2 separate regions of the Homo sapiens genome follow, and region 1 is linked to region 2. Evidence: read pairs that join two places in POLR2A ChIA-PET (ENCODE). Cell type or tissue: PC-3. All regions are shown on one strand.

Region 1 (8,000 bases), 350 kb before region 2:
ACTTCACAGAGGTGGGGATGAAAGAGGTGGATGAGCAGATGGGGAATAGTAATGCTAGCTGATACTGTTTGCACACTCACTCTGCCCTATGCACTGTGTGTAAACTGTATTCGTTTAGTCTTGTCAACCTAAATAACAGACAGGGAGATGCTCTAAAAGAAAATGATTAATTGGGAATAGGCACTGTAATGGTAGTATGTGTGTCATAGTAAACTATGTGTGTATTCAGGGAGGTAAAGGAAGACTAAGATTTTTAAAGGGAAAATTAGGAGGATCATATCATTGTTGAGTCAGATAATTATCTGACTTGTAAGGATCAATTAACAAGGGTGGTGCTAATCCAAGGTTGAACAGGTAGTGGCTGGGCAGATGTCTTTGAAGAGGTAGTTTTTGTTTTTTGGGTGCAATAGTTTTGGGGTAAGACGTCGGGTGTTGTAGAACCTCTTGTGATAGTTCCTGTTATCAGACATTTATGCATGAGAACCTTCCTTTCATGGCCTTCCCCAGATCTGTTTGTCAAGGTTTCCAACACAAGTGACTCCTCTTTGAGTCTGACAACTTTCACACTTTCCCCTGTTGATCAAAATCTTTCTCCAAAAGCACTGCTGATCAATCGTTCTGTAGTTAGGTTGTTGTTGTTTGGAGATGAGGGTCTCGCTATGTTACTAAGGATGGCCTTAAACTCCTGGGTTCAAGTGATTCTCCTGTCTCAGCCTCCTGACGAGCTGAGACTACAGGCACATGCCACTGTGTCTGGATTGTGGTTAGATTTCGATTGTCCTTTGGTGCTGGGACAGACCTGTCCCAGTTCGGTCTGGTCTGGTCCCCGCTGGAAGGAAGTGTTTAGTAACCAGGAGTCAGCATCAAAACCCTTCTAGCCACATTTGAGCAACAAAAGAGGTTGGAGGGAGTGGATCTCATGCTAGGCCCACAGTGGACCCAGAGTCCACTGTGAAGCTCAATTTTGTCTGTTCTGTAGGTGTTAGCTTCATCTCAAAGTGTTGGGCCAGCATTACTCTGTTGTACTTATGCAGGAATTTAACAAGTAACAAGTACAAAGCTTAAAAAAGAAAATATGAAGTAAAATGATAATCTCAATTTGTATAATAGTTTTGAGCCATAAACCTAGGCTTAAAGACAACCAAATTGAATAAGTCAAATGACCACAGGGAATTAAGTGAGCTTTGTAGTAAACATGTAGTCCGTTTTCTTATTTTGTGTATGTGGGTCTCAACTTTCCCAGAGGAATTTATCCTGGTACAGCATGTAGCATTAGCAATAGTGCAGGCATTTCCTTACTTGACCAACACATACTGTAGAGCAATTTTATTTATTTAATTAATTTATTTATTTTTTAGACAGTTTCGCTCTTGGTGCCCAGGTCAGAGTGCAGTGGTGTGATATTGGCTCACTGCAACCTCAGCCTCCCGGGTTCAAGTGATTCTCCTGCCTCAGCCTCCCGAGTAGCTGGGATTACAGGCACGTACCCCCACGCCTGACTAATTTTTGTATTTTCAGTAAAGACAGGGTTTCACCATGTTGGCTAGGCTGGTCTGAAACTCCTGACCTCAGGTGATCCTCCCCGCTTGGCCTCCCAAAGTTCTGGGATTACAGGTATGAGCCACTGCACCTGGCCTATAGAGTAATTTTAGCATCTAGTATCCTATGGCTGGATTGAATTAAAGCAGAGTAAGCCAGTTGTATTAGGAATGTTGCCAAGTCACCCACTAGGCTGACTAAAGGATCTCTTAGGCCAGGTTCTGTCAAGTTACCAGCAGAAGATACCATTACCTTGCCAAGTGAGCAAGGTAGGCATTAAGAGTGGTAACAGTCTCATTATAATATGGAGTCATTAAGTTCAGGCATCTTGAGAAAAGCTGTTTGCAGTGTGAAGCTATCAACTTCTTGCCCTGGCTTGCAGTTTGAATATTTCTGGTTATGGCATCAGGCAGTTTGGTGAACTTTCTGTGTGATCCATACATCAGGCCCTAGACTTATTCATTAAAATTCATCTAATTTCAGTTTATAATGCTCCAGGAACAGAACAGTTCCTGTTTTTAGTAATTCCATGGAAAAAAGTTGGATTGGAGGAATCTAGAAGAATTCAGGGTTTAGTTTAGTCTATAGGTAAATAATGAGAACTCAGAAACAGTGTTCAGGGCTACAATCTAATTACAGGTGTACCATAGCTTTTATTTAGAAACATAATTTTTTCTTTCTACGTTGAACACAAAAGAATCTCAGACTTCAAATTTTAAAGGCTCTTGAGGCTAGAAAGCCGAACCAAGGTAGATTTCAGATTTTACATAGTCTTAAGATTCCTGGGCCTGCAAGGAAGTGACAATTTTTACTCACTTGCTGCAATGCTGGGAACCCTTGAAGCCAGGTATGTATGCTACGTACATTCTCGAATATAACATTCCAGTCAAAGCCTTGGTACTACAACCAATATTTCCAACTGTATCCTATTATAAAAAGAGAGCAAATTCTTACTGAATGTATGCAAATAACCATATTGCCATAAGAATACTCATAAATAGTTTCCAAATTCTGGTGAGATCAAGTAGGAAAAAAAGTAAATGCTTCTGTCTGTGTTCACAAAAGTATATTTTACCAGTTACTATAAATTATGGATAGCTTAAGAGAAAAAAATTATTAAATCTGGAAAACAAAACATTTAAGTAACAAGCCAACGTGTTAAACAGAGTCATAAAAACATTTTCTTCATCAGTTGTTTAATCTTATGTAATTATTTCTGTTCTGCTTGATTTCCTGAATGATCAAAAAATTTGATACAGGCCACACAGGAAATCATCTTAATAAGTCAGAAAATATTTTTTTCTTCGGAAAGTTACCAAGTAGGTAAAGAAAAACCTCCTGCAGTGTGATTGCTTCTTCTTATGGGGCACCTGTTTGGATAACCTAGAAGTCAAACCTGATTACAAAGATATGTGAATTTAGTCAGACACAGGAAGAATATATGTCCACAGGTTATGAGTGTATGCCACATTATAGACAAACGTAAACAAGAAAGCTAGCAGCTTGAGCAGGGGAATACAGGGCTCTTAATAAAAGCATGGGAAATTTTCTGGTTATATGGAACAATTCTGACACATCAAGAAAAGCCAAGAGTAAGACTCGGCCGGGCATTGTGGCTCATGCCTGTAACTTTGGGAGGATGAGGTGGGTGGATGATTTGAGGTCAGGAGTTCGAGACCAGCTTGGCCAACATGGTGAAACTCGTCTCTACTGAAAACACAAAAATTAGCCGGGCGTGGTGGCGGGTGCCTGTAGTCTCAGCTACTCAGGAGGCTGAGGCAGGAGAATTGCTTGAACCCAGGAGGTGGAGGTTGCAGTGAGCCAAGATCGTGCCACTGCACTCCAGCATGAGTGACAGAGCGAGACTCTGTCTCAAGAAAAAAAAAAAAAAAAAAAAAGCCTAGAGAAAGACAGTGCTCCAAACTGTAAAGCTACAGTTTGGAAGGTGGTTGAAAATTTATTTTAAAAAGCAGATTTCAGAATTAAATCAAAACCTTTTGCAAATTTTACTAAGAGCAGTTCAATAGTTCAAGAAAGCCTTATTGTTCTAGTATATGGAACCAAATTTTTATGTTTGTGTTACCGTATTCTTAATATCAAAGCCAATATTTAGAAAGGCTTATAAATGGCCAAGCACAGTGGCTCATGCCTGTTATCCTAGAATTTTGGGAGGCCGAGGCAGGCAGATCACTTTAGGTCATGAGTTCAAGACCAGCCTGGCCAACGTGGCTAAGCCCCTTCTCTACTAAAAATACAACAATTAGCTAGGCATGGTGGCACATGCCTGTAGTCCCAGCTATTCGGGAGGCTGAAGTGGGAGAATCACTTGAGCCTGGGAGGTGGGGGTTGCAGCGAGCTGAGATTGTGCCATTATACTCCAGCCTAGGTGACAGAGTGAGAGCCTGTCTCAAAAAAAAAAAAAAAAAAAAAAAAAGAAAGAAAAGAAAAAAGAAAGGCTTATAAGCAATTTCCTTCTAACTGTAGCCAACTTGATCACATGCAAAAATTTCTCTCATAAATTCATCCTACACAGACCTTTTATAAACGAGTCTTCTTATTTAACAGACCTTCCACAACATGCTTAGAATTTTAGTTTTGTCCTATACTTCCTCCTTCTTAAATAACTAACCATTTTACTTTAGGACAAAAATTTACCATATAATATTCTTTATCATACACAGTTATTCTCTGTCTAATATTCTTTACCAATAATATATCTTTATACCTATAACTTTCTTCACATCCCTCTCCTACTTTCTATCTTGTTTCTATTGTATTTTCTTCCTAAGTGCATATTTTGAAACAACCTTTAATAACTTCTTAATTTAGACAAAATTATTCCTTTTTCTCAATAAAGAACATATATTATGCTTTCCTTATCATTTTTATCATCAAAAACATTTTTGTACACTTTGTATACAGAATCATATATATTAATTAGAATTTTTAACTGGTAAGTAACACTAATTTCCAATGAAAACCAAGGAAGCAAGAAATGTTAGACTGTCACGTATTTTATAGATATGAACCATTTTGTAATTTTAGAAACATGTTTCCCCAAAATATAGTTGTTATGTATATTAATAGAACGAAATATATTTAGTCTTTTTTATGAAATTCTAAAAGTCAAGAAGAAACATTTATGGGCAGCAACTTATGCTTCTGTGTTTTATCTTGTTTGGAAATGACTCAGATATTTAATGAGTATCATTTAATTTAACATAACATAACTTTTAAGGTTTTAAGTGACATGAAAAGTCCATTTATAAATGTTTATCCCATTTACATTTACCTAAGTTATTTGTTTTTAACAATTCTACCTAGATTACTTATGAAAACGGAGATATTAGACAAAGCTAATCATCATTTCGAGATATTTCTCTGTTAACCATCTTTATAGCCTGGGAATACCAGGTGTTCACCTAAGAAAAAACCTGGAAGTGAAATATATGGATATTTTTTCAAAAACTCAGGAGATACAGCTGTTTTTATGAAATGAGTAATATTTAATTGGTCTTATTTATCAAAGAATTACACAAAAATCGTCCTGTTTTTAGGCTGGGTTTATAGTTTTGTGACCTTTAAACATGTAGCAGAGACAAATATAGTCCTGCCTGACCAGTAAAATCAGGCAAAAACGTATGCTGACAATTCTGAAAACATTCTATTTTCGTCTTATCAACAAATTTATAACTAGCTCAAAGATTTACCTAAGTCAAGTGAACTAAAAGTCATTTCGGTTAATTACTATATATTGTATATGAGTGCTCATTTAAGCTAATCGGAGTAGAATTCCTTAAGGGATTTCTGGCTGACTACGCCAGATTTTGCCAAGTAAACACATGTGTAAACACACTCACACACACACATATAAGTAAAGATCTTTTAGCTTTAATTTTAGAATTTTTGTCATGAGACAGTAAAACTTAATAATACAAATACATCATTTATAAAAGACAGTCAGATCTAAATTATATTTCTGACAAAGTGGGACTGTCCACATGGCTAAATTTTATTTTTCCTGATAAGTAGTCTAACAAAGGCTGTGGACCAAAATTTTGGATTTTTTATTAAAAAATACCTCTTTTATCCTTTTTTTCCAGCTCCAAGTGAGTTTAGGGTTAAATATTTAAATGTTTATATTTCAGCTATGACTAGCCGAATTATATACAAAAAACAAAATCTCCAACTGGCCTTGAATTAAGCTATCTTTTGTTTCTAGTCTGGTTTGCTTGACTAGTCAATGTAGGTGGAGAAACAGTCGCCATGTAGTCCCTATATGGCAGACAAAGCAATTTGTATGCCGGACAAAGATAGCTTATGTGATTGCTCTGAACTCAAGATTTTGACCCATTTGATCTAAGACAGCCCAACTTTTATAAACATGTATCTAGTTATTTTATTTTAGAGTATCAATCCTTCAATTAACTATTCACTCTAAGCAATTGTGAGTCAGGCAAACCTAAATTAACATTTCCAAAAGGTATCTAGTTTGTTGGTTACCATACAGCTGTTGTAACTTGTAAAGCCGTTAATTTGAAAGCCCTTTAAGACATTAAAAAAGAATTTTGCCTGGAATGCCATAAGCAGTGAAATTATCTCAACACCAGCAAAAAAGTCAGCAGATTCGAAGTAGGCAGAAAAAAATAGAGAGAGATAGAGAACTTAGAAGCTCTACATGTTGACTCTATAGTCGGTTGTAGTTTTAAAATTCAGTTCTAAGGGAAAAACAAGCTTGGGGAGCTTGAATGAGCCCCACGATGGTCACTGACTTAAAAACATGCACAAGGGAAGCCTTGTAGCCAGCTGGAGTCCTAGAAAGTTGGCATTCCTTAATGTTTGAGGAACCCATTTCATTTATTATTAATCTCTTGAGAGAAAAGAAAATCCTATCAAGGAGTTTGGATCAGTATCTTAGATGGCAGCAACCACCCTAGTGGCTTTTAATTAACCATCTCATGCCCACCATTTAAAATGTTTATTTTTGAGCCAAGCATGGTAGGCCACAACTATAGCCCCAGCAACTGGAAAGGCTGAGGCAGGAAGATCACTTGAGCCCAGGAGTCCAAGTCCAGCCTGGGTGACATAGCAAGACCATGTCTCAAAAATAAATAAATATATACATAAGAAAGAATGTTTATTTTTGTTCTCAGAAGATGTTCAGAAACAAGCAAGGGAAAAAAAGAGTCAATTCGTTTCTGGACATGTGTAACCCAAACCAACAAAACCAAAATGAAACCAAAATCAGAGTGCTCACACAAATTTTAGCCCAGCTGTGCAGATGAAACCAAGTATTAAACTAGGTACACAGAACCAGAAGTGAAGTCACCCCGAAAGACACGCCTCACAGACAGAATGTAAATTCTGTAGAAAGCAGAGTACTTAAACCAGACAGACGTTGCCCTTATACCAGAAAGGACTCGCCAACGAACAAACAAAAACAAAAACAACCTTTTATAGTCCCAAGACGGACCCAAGGTTCTTTATGAAAGGAGGCCTTATAATAAGATCGGATCCTGAATGAGGTCAAAAGGAACCCATCAAACAGAAGTAGTCCAAGAATCCAAGAGGAGATTCACCAGGACAGAAAGAGCAACTCACGAAAGTGGAGAGCACAAAGGGCTCAGCTGGTACCACATTCAATTCCAGGGCTGCTGATTCACCCTAGGTGAGCTCACTTCTGTCCTACTTCTGACACCATTATGTCAACATAAATAACAAACAGAGAGAGAAGCTGGCTAAAAGAAAGTGGTGTTTATTTGGGAATAGGCATTGTGATGAGAATATGCATGTCTTGGGTAAACTATGTGTGGATTCAGGGAGGTGAAGAAAGACAAATGTTTTTAAAGGGAAAATGAGGATTACATAATTGTTTTGAGATGATTTTCCTTGGCTATAAGGACCAATAACCAGGGTAGTGCCAGTCCAAGTTTGAACAGGCAGTTCCTGGGCAGATGTCCTCACAGAATAATTTTTTTTTTGGTAAGGTTGCGATGACCTTTGTGCAAGGTTGTGGGTTTTGCAGAGTCTTTTGTGATAGTTTTTGTTATCAGGACTTTTAGGCATGAAAATCCTTCCTCCGTGGCCTTCCCTGGCTCTATTTGCCAGGATTTTTAATACAAGTGACTCCATATTGATTCTGACAATTTTCACAGTTTTCACAGCCCTTTTGGGATTAAATGCACTGATATTCATCGTGTCTACCTCTTGTCCTGATCCTGAATGCTATATAATTGTTTGTCAAATCAAATACACACGTAAAATGGAAATAGATAGATACCATTATTATCCTCATTTTACAATGGAAGAACTCAGGCACTGAGGCACAGAGAGGGTTAATAAGTTGCCCAAAAGGTCACACTAGTAAGAGACAGAAGCAAGTAGCATAGTGCAATCTTATGCTAAGAAAGTGGAAGAAAAGAAAGAAAATAAGAAAGAACCTAGTTATTATAGTTAACAAT
Region 2 (8,000 bases):
ATAATAGGATGTTATAGATTGTTGGTAGATTGTGGTGGAGAGTGGTAGACTCTGGCAAAGATGGCTACAGTCCCGTCTCTGTGTGTGCTCCGGTTCACTGTGACTTTGTCGCTCCTATCATCAAGAGGTCAAGTTTATTTATTTACACATTTATTTTTATTGACACATGTTAGATGTACATATTTTCAGAGTACATGTGATAATTTGATACATTCATATAATCAAATCAGGTAATTGGGATATCCATCACTTTTTTTTTTTTTTGAAACAGGGTCTCTCTCTGTCGCCCAGGCTGGAGTGTGGTGGCATGCTTAGGCTCATTGCAGCCTGGACCTCTCAGGCTCAAGCGACCCTCCCACTTCAGCCTCCCCAGTAGCTGGGACTACAGGCTTGCACCACCACACCTGGCTAATTTTTTGTATTTCTTGTAGAGAAAGGGTTTCACCATGTTGCCCAGGCTGGTCTCAAACTCCTAGGCTCAAGCAATCCACCTGCCTTGGCCTCCCAGAGTGCTGGGATTATGGATGTGAGCCACTGCGCCCGGCCAATATCCATCACTCTAAATAATTTTCTTTTCTTGACGCTAAGAACATTCAAATTATTCTCTTCAAGCTATTTGGAAATATATAATCAATTAATGTTAACTATAGTCACCCTACTGATCTATCAAACATCAGGTCTTATATCTTCTCTCTCGTATATATTTGTACCCATTAATCAAAGGTTAAGTTGACTTCCTGACTCCTGGAATCTGGGCTGGCTAGTGACTGGCTTTGGCTAATAGAATGTGGAGAAAGTGATATTATAGGACCTCCATGCTGGAGCCTCGAGAAAAGGCCTTGCGGCTCCCTCTGTCTCCTTCTGAACCCTGAGTCCTCCATGAGAAGCCTGGGTGCCTCCACCAGGATGACAGAGCCAGAGAGTCAGAGAGCCAGCAGCCAGCACAAGTGGGAAGGCCGTCATGGACCATCCAGCCCCACTGGAGCCTGTGGATGACATGGAAGTGACCCCAGGCCAGACAGCAGGAACCCCGAGCCAAGCCCAGCCCAGTCATCAACCCAGAGGCCTGCTGTTGTTGAAAGTTTTGAGGTGCTTTATTATGCAGCAATAGAAAACCCATGCCTCAGGGAAGTAGTTTCTCTTCACAAAACTTATTTGAAAAGATATACAGTATGTTAGTCACAGCAGGTAAATAACTTTCAGAGTAGCCTGTGGACTGTCAGAAATTTTCTGAGCAAGTCCAATTCAGCTCATCTTGTTTAGCAGGGAGTGTAGGAACTATGGATCCATACCTCAACCCTGAGCACGCCCAAAACCTGGCTGACTTACCAAACTATCTCACTTTCACAAAGAGACAACGGAAGGCTGAGTGTGTGTCAGAGGGTGGCTAGGTGAAGGGGTCCCCACCCCCGCCCCCACCCACTGTGAGGCATTGCGTTTCACTGCTGGGCAGCTTCCAAAAGGGAAGGAAATCCACTCCTACAGCATCCCTTCTGACACACATTAAGGCTCTTCTGAGTTCAAAAAATCAGGAAAATGAAGAGTCTGAAAGTGGCCTGTTTAGCTTAATCAGGCTCAAAGGAAAAAATATGTTTGATTTCCATTTTTGAACTAGTATACCAGAGTTTTCAACATCAAGAAAATCAATTTAATGTGTTGCAACTAGTATTTTTATTTTTTTATTTTATTTTTTCTTTTTGTTGTTGTTGTTGTTGTAGCATTTATTTATTTATTTATTTATTTATTTAGAGATGGAACCTCACTCTGTCACCCAGGCTGGAGTGCAGTGGGGTGATCTTAGCTCACTGCAACCTCCACCTCCCAGCTTCAAGCAATTCTCGTGCTTCAGCCTCCGGAGTAGCTGGGAATATAGGTGTGCGCCATACTCAGCCAGTTTTTTTTGTATTTTTAGTAAAGACAGGGTTTCACCATGTTGGCCAGGCTGGTCTCGAACTCCTGACCTCAGGTGATCCGCCCACCTCAGTCCTCCAAAGTGCTGGGATTACAGGCATGAGCCACTGCACCTGGCCTGAATTTTTTTTTTTTTTTTTTTATTGTTCATTCTTGGGTGTTTCTCGCAGAGGGGGATTTGGCAGGATCATAGGACAATAGTGGAGGGAAGGTCAGCAGATAAACAAGTGAACAAAGGTCTCTGGTTTTCCTAGGCAGAGGACCCTGCAGCCTTCCGCAGTGTTTGTGTCCCTGGGTACTTGAGATTAGGGAGTGGTGATGACTCTTAACGAGCATGCTGCCTTCAAGCATCTGTTTAACAAAGCACATCTTGCACCGCCCTTAATCCATTTAACCCTGAGTGGACACAGCACATGTTTCAGAGAGCACAGGGTTGGGGGTAAGGTCACAGATCAACAGGATAAGAATTTTTCTTAGTACAGAGCAAAATGAAAAGTCTCCCATGTCTACCTCTCTCTACACAGACACGGCAACCATCCGATTTCTCAATCTTTTCCCCACCTTTCCCCCCTTTCTACTCCACAAAACCGCCATTGTCATCATGGCCCGTTCTCAATGAGCTGCTGGGTACACCTCCCAGACGGGGTGGTGGCCGGGCAGACGGGCTCCTCACTTCCCAGTAGGGGCGGCCCGGCAGAGGCGCCCCTCACCTCCCGGACGGGTCGGCTGGCCGGGCTGGGGGCTGATCCCCCCACCTCCCTCCCGGACGGGGCGGCTGGTATTTTTAAAAATCATATTTGTACACTCATGTTCATAGCAACATTATTCATAATAGCCAGAAAGTGGAAGCAATGCAATGTCCATCGATGAATGAAAGGATAAACAAAATGTTATTATCTATCTATCTATCTAGATTATGTGTGCATCCAGTGGAATATTACTCAGCCTTAAAAAGGAAAGAAATTTGGACACATGCTATAACATGGAGAACCTTGAGGACATTATGCCAAATGAAAGAAGCCAGTCACTAAAGGACAAATATGATTCCTCTTATATGAGGTACCTAGAGTAGTTAAGCTCAGATGCAGAAGTAGAATGGAGGTTACCAGAGGCAAAGGAGGGGAGATAGGGAATTACTGTTTAATAGGTATGGAGTTTTGGATTAGGAAGATAAAAAATGTGCTGGAGATGGATAGTGGTGATGGCTGCACAGCAGTGTGAGTGTAATTAATGCACAGAAGCATACACTTAAAAATTAACATGGTTCTTTTTATGATATAAATATTTTACAATAAAAAATAAAAAGAAGTGGAATAAAATATAGGTTGCATAGATGTGTTTATTGTGTGAAAATTTATCAAGATCTACACTTATAATCATGTACTTTTCTGCCTATTTGCTATGCTTCAATAACAGAATTAATTATTAAAAACCCAAATATAATAGAAGATGTCAGAATGCATTGCCCATAATAAGGGTAAGTGTTGTTTTGTGAAACTTTTGTTATAGTTAGAAGTGTGTGTATGTGCACACACACGCGTGCTGCATCATGATATTAAGTGTATTTTGGATTGTGGTTTTTAAAAAATTGAAGAAACGTTATGCTGGGGCTAGTCACCATTTCTTAGTGTGCAGTTCCTTCCATCTTGAATTTGATATGCTTTTCCCAGTGGAAGTAATTTAATTTTAACATTGATCTATTCAAGCAGAAAAATCCTTTCCCTGGGGTCTTTTCATCATAATCATTTTTCTTCATCTGACTGCCCACACTAACTAGATTGCATATGCTAGATTAACCAGTAAATTCATGAACAGACTTTATCATTTTGCTCCATGGACTGTTCATGAAAGCATTAGCAGCGTACATCATGATGAGAGATTATGATATGAGCTTTATGCTTCAATTCACAAAAACTACAGTTCCTTTAAACCATAGGGTGTTGGAATTTTAAAATTCGTTGGTGGTTATGGTTCTAAAGCTCTTGTGCTCATAGGAATCTCCTTTGTAACATCTAAAACAGTGGGTTGTTCATCCAGTGCTTGAACACTTCTGATGACAATAAGGCATCTCAGCCCATTGATTCATTGCTGGGTAGCCTCCAACTCTAGAAAGCTTATAAGGGTAGTTTTATGGCAGAATTAGGTGGTGAATCACCCTGGAGCCCGAAGAGGCATCTGTGATCAGCTAAGCCTTGGTCAAACAAACAGGTGCCTGGAACCATTTGTCATCCACATTTCAAAGACATCCTTCATGGGGCATGTGTATTGGTTTAAAAGGGTGCACTTTAATTTTCTGTGTCTTTTAATAGAATGGAGCACTTAATGCCAGGTACTTCTAAAACAGGAGAGGAGGCATTTCTTTAGGTATTGTGAACAAAGGATCAGTGACTGCACACTGATGAGTCCTTTCTATCTTTATGGTCCTGGGGAGAAGACTCTCATGACCATGGGGCATCTTTCTCTTGGATCCATGTGGCCCCTGCTCCCCACACCCTCCCTGTTACAGAGGGGGAGTGGGGAGTGGGGGCCCTGAGGTGCCCCAGCAATGCCTATGGCTGATGGGTGAGTCTAATTCTAGGGATCAGTATTTGGAAGTCCACTTGATTATATAAGCCACATCTTCAACTATCAGTTTTATCCATAATGAAGGTAGTATTTTGGCCTTCCTTTGCCTTATTTTTTTGACTTTAAGCATGTTACTCATTAGGCCACTGGAATGCAACAACATAGACTTCTATATCCAACTGGCTAAAGAAAGCTGCACAACTGGGCAGATTTGTGAAACTCCAAGTTAGACCCCAACCCTCTATGGCTATTTCTCAGCCCTTTTACCTGGCTTTGGCCAATTTCCTTTCCCATCCTCCTCACCACTTATTCCAAATCTTCCCCAATCATCAAGTCCCTAGTCCCTGTGCTTACTGCCAGCACACAACATCATCCCTCCGCCCTCAAAGAGAAAAGCGAGATGCCAGTGAAATAGATCTGCTCCCTCTTTCCCTTTTATGAAAGCTTCTCTTGGGAAAATAGAGAAAATGACAAGTCATAGACATTCTAAAATTATTAGACTTACAGGCAGGAGGAAAAAAATCTTTCTGTGGTTATCTTCAGTTACCAGTACACTGTGCAAGAAAAATTAAATGAAACAGTAGACAAAGTAAAAACTAGAATAGAGGAAGAAAAGAATACAAGAAAAAGAAGTAGACGAGCCCTCCCCCAAAAAGATACAATTATTTCACAGCTTTCTTGTCATATATTCACAGCATATCTATTTCCACCTGAACTTCCCCTGAGTCTTGGAGGATGAAGTGTCCTTCCTCAATAAAGGCAATTTCCTAAACTCAGGCACTAGTCTATTTTTCCAACCCCTCCAAGATGTTTTTCCAACAACTGTTCCCTTGCTCTCAGATTGTCAACTCTCCTTGACCACTAATTTATCTATTCAGCTTGTAAACAAGTTCCCTTGTCCCAGAAATATCCCTTAATCCTGTGCCCTGGGCCGGGCTGGTGGCTCACCCCTGTAATCCCAGCACTTTGAGAGACCAAGGCGGGCGGATCACCTGAGGTCAGGAGTTTGAGACCAGCCTGAGCAACATGGCGAAACCCCAACTGTACTAAAAATACAAAAATTAGCCAGGCATTAGGTGGCAGATGCCTGTAATCCCAACTACTTGAGAGGCTGAGGCAGGGAGAATCGCTTGAACCCAGGAGGCTGAGGTTGCAGTAAGCCAAGATCATGCCACTGCACTCCAACCTGGGTGACAGAGCGAGACTCTGTCTCAAAAAAAAAAAAAAAAAAAAAAATCCTGTGCCCTGTCCATCTGTACCCCATCTCTCTTAATATTTAATCCAGATTTTTCAAACACTTTAATCTACATCCTCCCTCACATTTATCCCTCCATAATATTCCTCATGCTTCCACCAGTGCCCCTTATGCTTGCAAAGATCAGTAATATTTCAATTCCCAGATCTCCTGATCATGGTCCACACAGAGTACTTGGCTGCACTACTCTCTTCTCCTTGAATGCTTTTCTCTCTTGATAGGGTCCATATTTTAAGCATATTTCCATATTAACTTCTGGCACGGCCTATCATGTTTAGTCATCAATACATTTCCAGCTTTAGATGTGTGAGTTAAAACTGAGGCTCTAGGGCATGGTGGCTCATGCCTATAATCCCAAAACTTTGGGAGGCCAAGACTGGAAGATGGCTTGAGTCCAGGAATTCAGGATCAGCCTGGGCAACATAGTGTGATCCCATCTCTACAAAAAATACACACACACACACACACACACACACACACACACACAAAACTGAGGCTCTGAAGAGAGAAATGGTGACCTTCTGACCAGCACTGGATTGCTGCTTTTATAAAGTCAATTTTATAAGGCAAACTTGAGAATTTCTGTGAAATTTGTACATGTTTTTTTCTAATTCTTCAGAGATCAAGAACTGTTCCTTGAGTACCTAGACCTCTGCTAAAGGGTAACTGTACTAGACCATGGCCATTTCCCATTCTATAAAAATTAGGACCCTCTGTTTATTGATAACATATTAATTTTCAATGAAGTGGTTTAAGATTTTAATGAAATTTTTTCTTCATATGGGGCATTCTTCATATGATTGGAGGATGAATTTGTCTTGCATAAATGAAAATCATAATACCAGGCTAAAGACACTAGAGTTTAAGACACTTGTCCATTAATCATTCAACTGCAGAAGTCCCAAGTGCTCTAAGTACAGTGAACTACTTTGAAAAAGGGGGAACCTGTGGAGCAATGGACCTATTATTTGCCTCCCATCTTCAGGACAGCAAGAGAGAGTTGTCAATCTTTGCGATAGGAGACAAAGTGAGAGTGGGTATGGACTTGTAAGAAAAAACTATTTTTCTCCTCATACCAAATGTGGATAAGTATGTGTATGGTTTTTCTACACCAAGCAGTTCTTCGATTATCTGCAGACACCCACTGGGTGTCCTACAATTCAATCAAATTCTGATACTATATACCCGGAGTTAGCATCAGATCTCACAAGTTAAAGGGCTCAGTCCCATAAGACTTTCCCCACATCAGACACCAATTGCAAGTCCCACACTGCATCTGTATTTCTGACTGCTAGCTACAAATCAGGAGTTCCCATGACCTCCTCCAAGGTTCAGTAATTTCCTAGAAAAGTTCATAGAACTTAGGAACATTTCACTCAAAAATGAATAATAATGGTGAAAAACTGAAAGTTTTCTCCTAAGATTAGGAACAAGACAAAGATGCCCACTTTTGCCACTTCTATTCAACACTATTGAATTATAGTCTGGAAATTATAGCCACTGCAATTAGGTGAGACAATCTTCCTTTCCAGATTGGAAAGGAAGAAGTAAATGATCTCTATTTGCAGATGAAATGATTTTATATATTGAAAATCCTAAAAATTATTTTAAAACAGTATTATAAGTAATAAATTCAGCAAAATGGCAGGATATGAGATCAACATACAAAAATGTTATATTTGCATATGCTAGCAATGAACAACATGAAAGGCAATTAAGAAAACAATTCCATTTACAATAACATCAAGAAGAATAAAATATTCAGATATCAATTTACCATAGAGATGTAAGATTTGTACTCTGAAAACTACAAAACATTGATTAAAGAAATTAATGAAGGCCTAAGCACTTGTAAAGATAACCCATATTAATGGATTGGAAAATATTTCTTTTCTCTTTTTTTGGAAACAAAGCCTTGCTCTATCACCCAGGCTGTCATAGCTCACTGCAACCTCCAACTTTCAGGCTCAAGTGATCCTCCCACCTCCCAACTAGCAATAACCACAGGCATGCAACACCACACCCTGCTAATTTTTTACTTTTTGTAGAGATGGATTCTCTCACTGTATTGTTCAGTCTCGTCTTAAACTTCTGACATCAAGCGATTCTCTTGCCTAGGCCTCCCAAAGTGCTAGGATTGCAGGCACAAGCCACCACAGCCAACCAGAAGACTTATTAATAAGATGGCAATACTCCTAAAATGATCTAGATTCATTGCAATCTGTAACTTTCCCTACTACACAGCAGCTAGATGACATAACAACCTCCA

What was found. ChIA-PET counts read pairs that join two places held together with the same protein. Peaks named below come from ENCODE experiments on the same cell type or tissue, not always from the same donor. Only the 100,000 strongest peaks of a DNase experiment are listed, where the experiment ranks them.
Region 1: POLR2A ChIA-PET joins it to region 2 with 19 read pairs; 6 of 35 experiments call an interaction of 5 or more read pairs at or near these places.

Annotation. Positions count from the first base shown.
Region 1 is chr18:8,666,792-8,674,791 of GRCh38, forward strand. No RefSeq gene overlaps it. Among named protein-coding and RNA genes, the nearest start is that of RAB12-AS1, 34 kb to the left of the region's middle. In PC-3, no CTCF peak of the experiment used is centred here; a DNase peak (open chromatin) is centred at 7,210; H3K27ac peaks cover 708 bases.
Region 2 is chr18:9,021,595-9,029,594 of GRCh38, forward strand. No RefSeq gene overlaps it. Among named protein-coding and RNA genes, the nearest start is that of NDUFV2, 77 kb to the right of the region's middle. RefSeq lists an enhancer at 478-1,153. In PC-3, no CTCF peak of the experiment used is centred here; DNase peaks (open chromatin) are centred at 1,317 and 4,067; H3K27ac peaks cover 623 bases.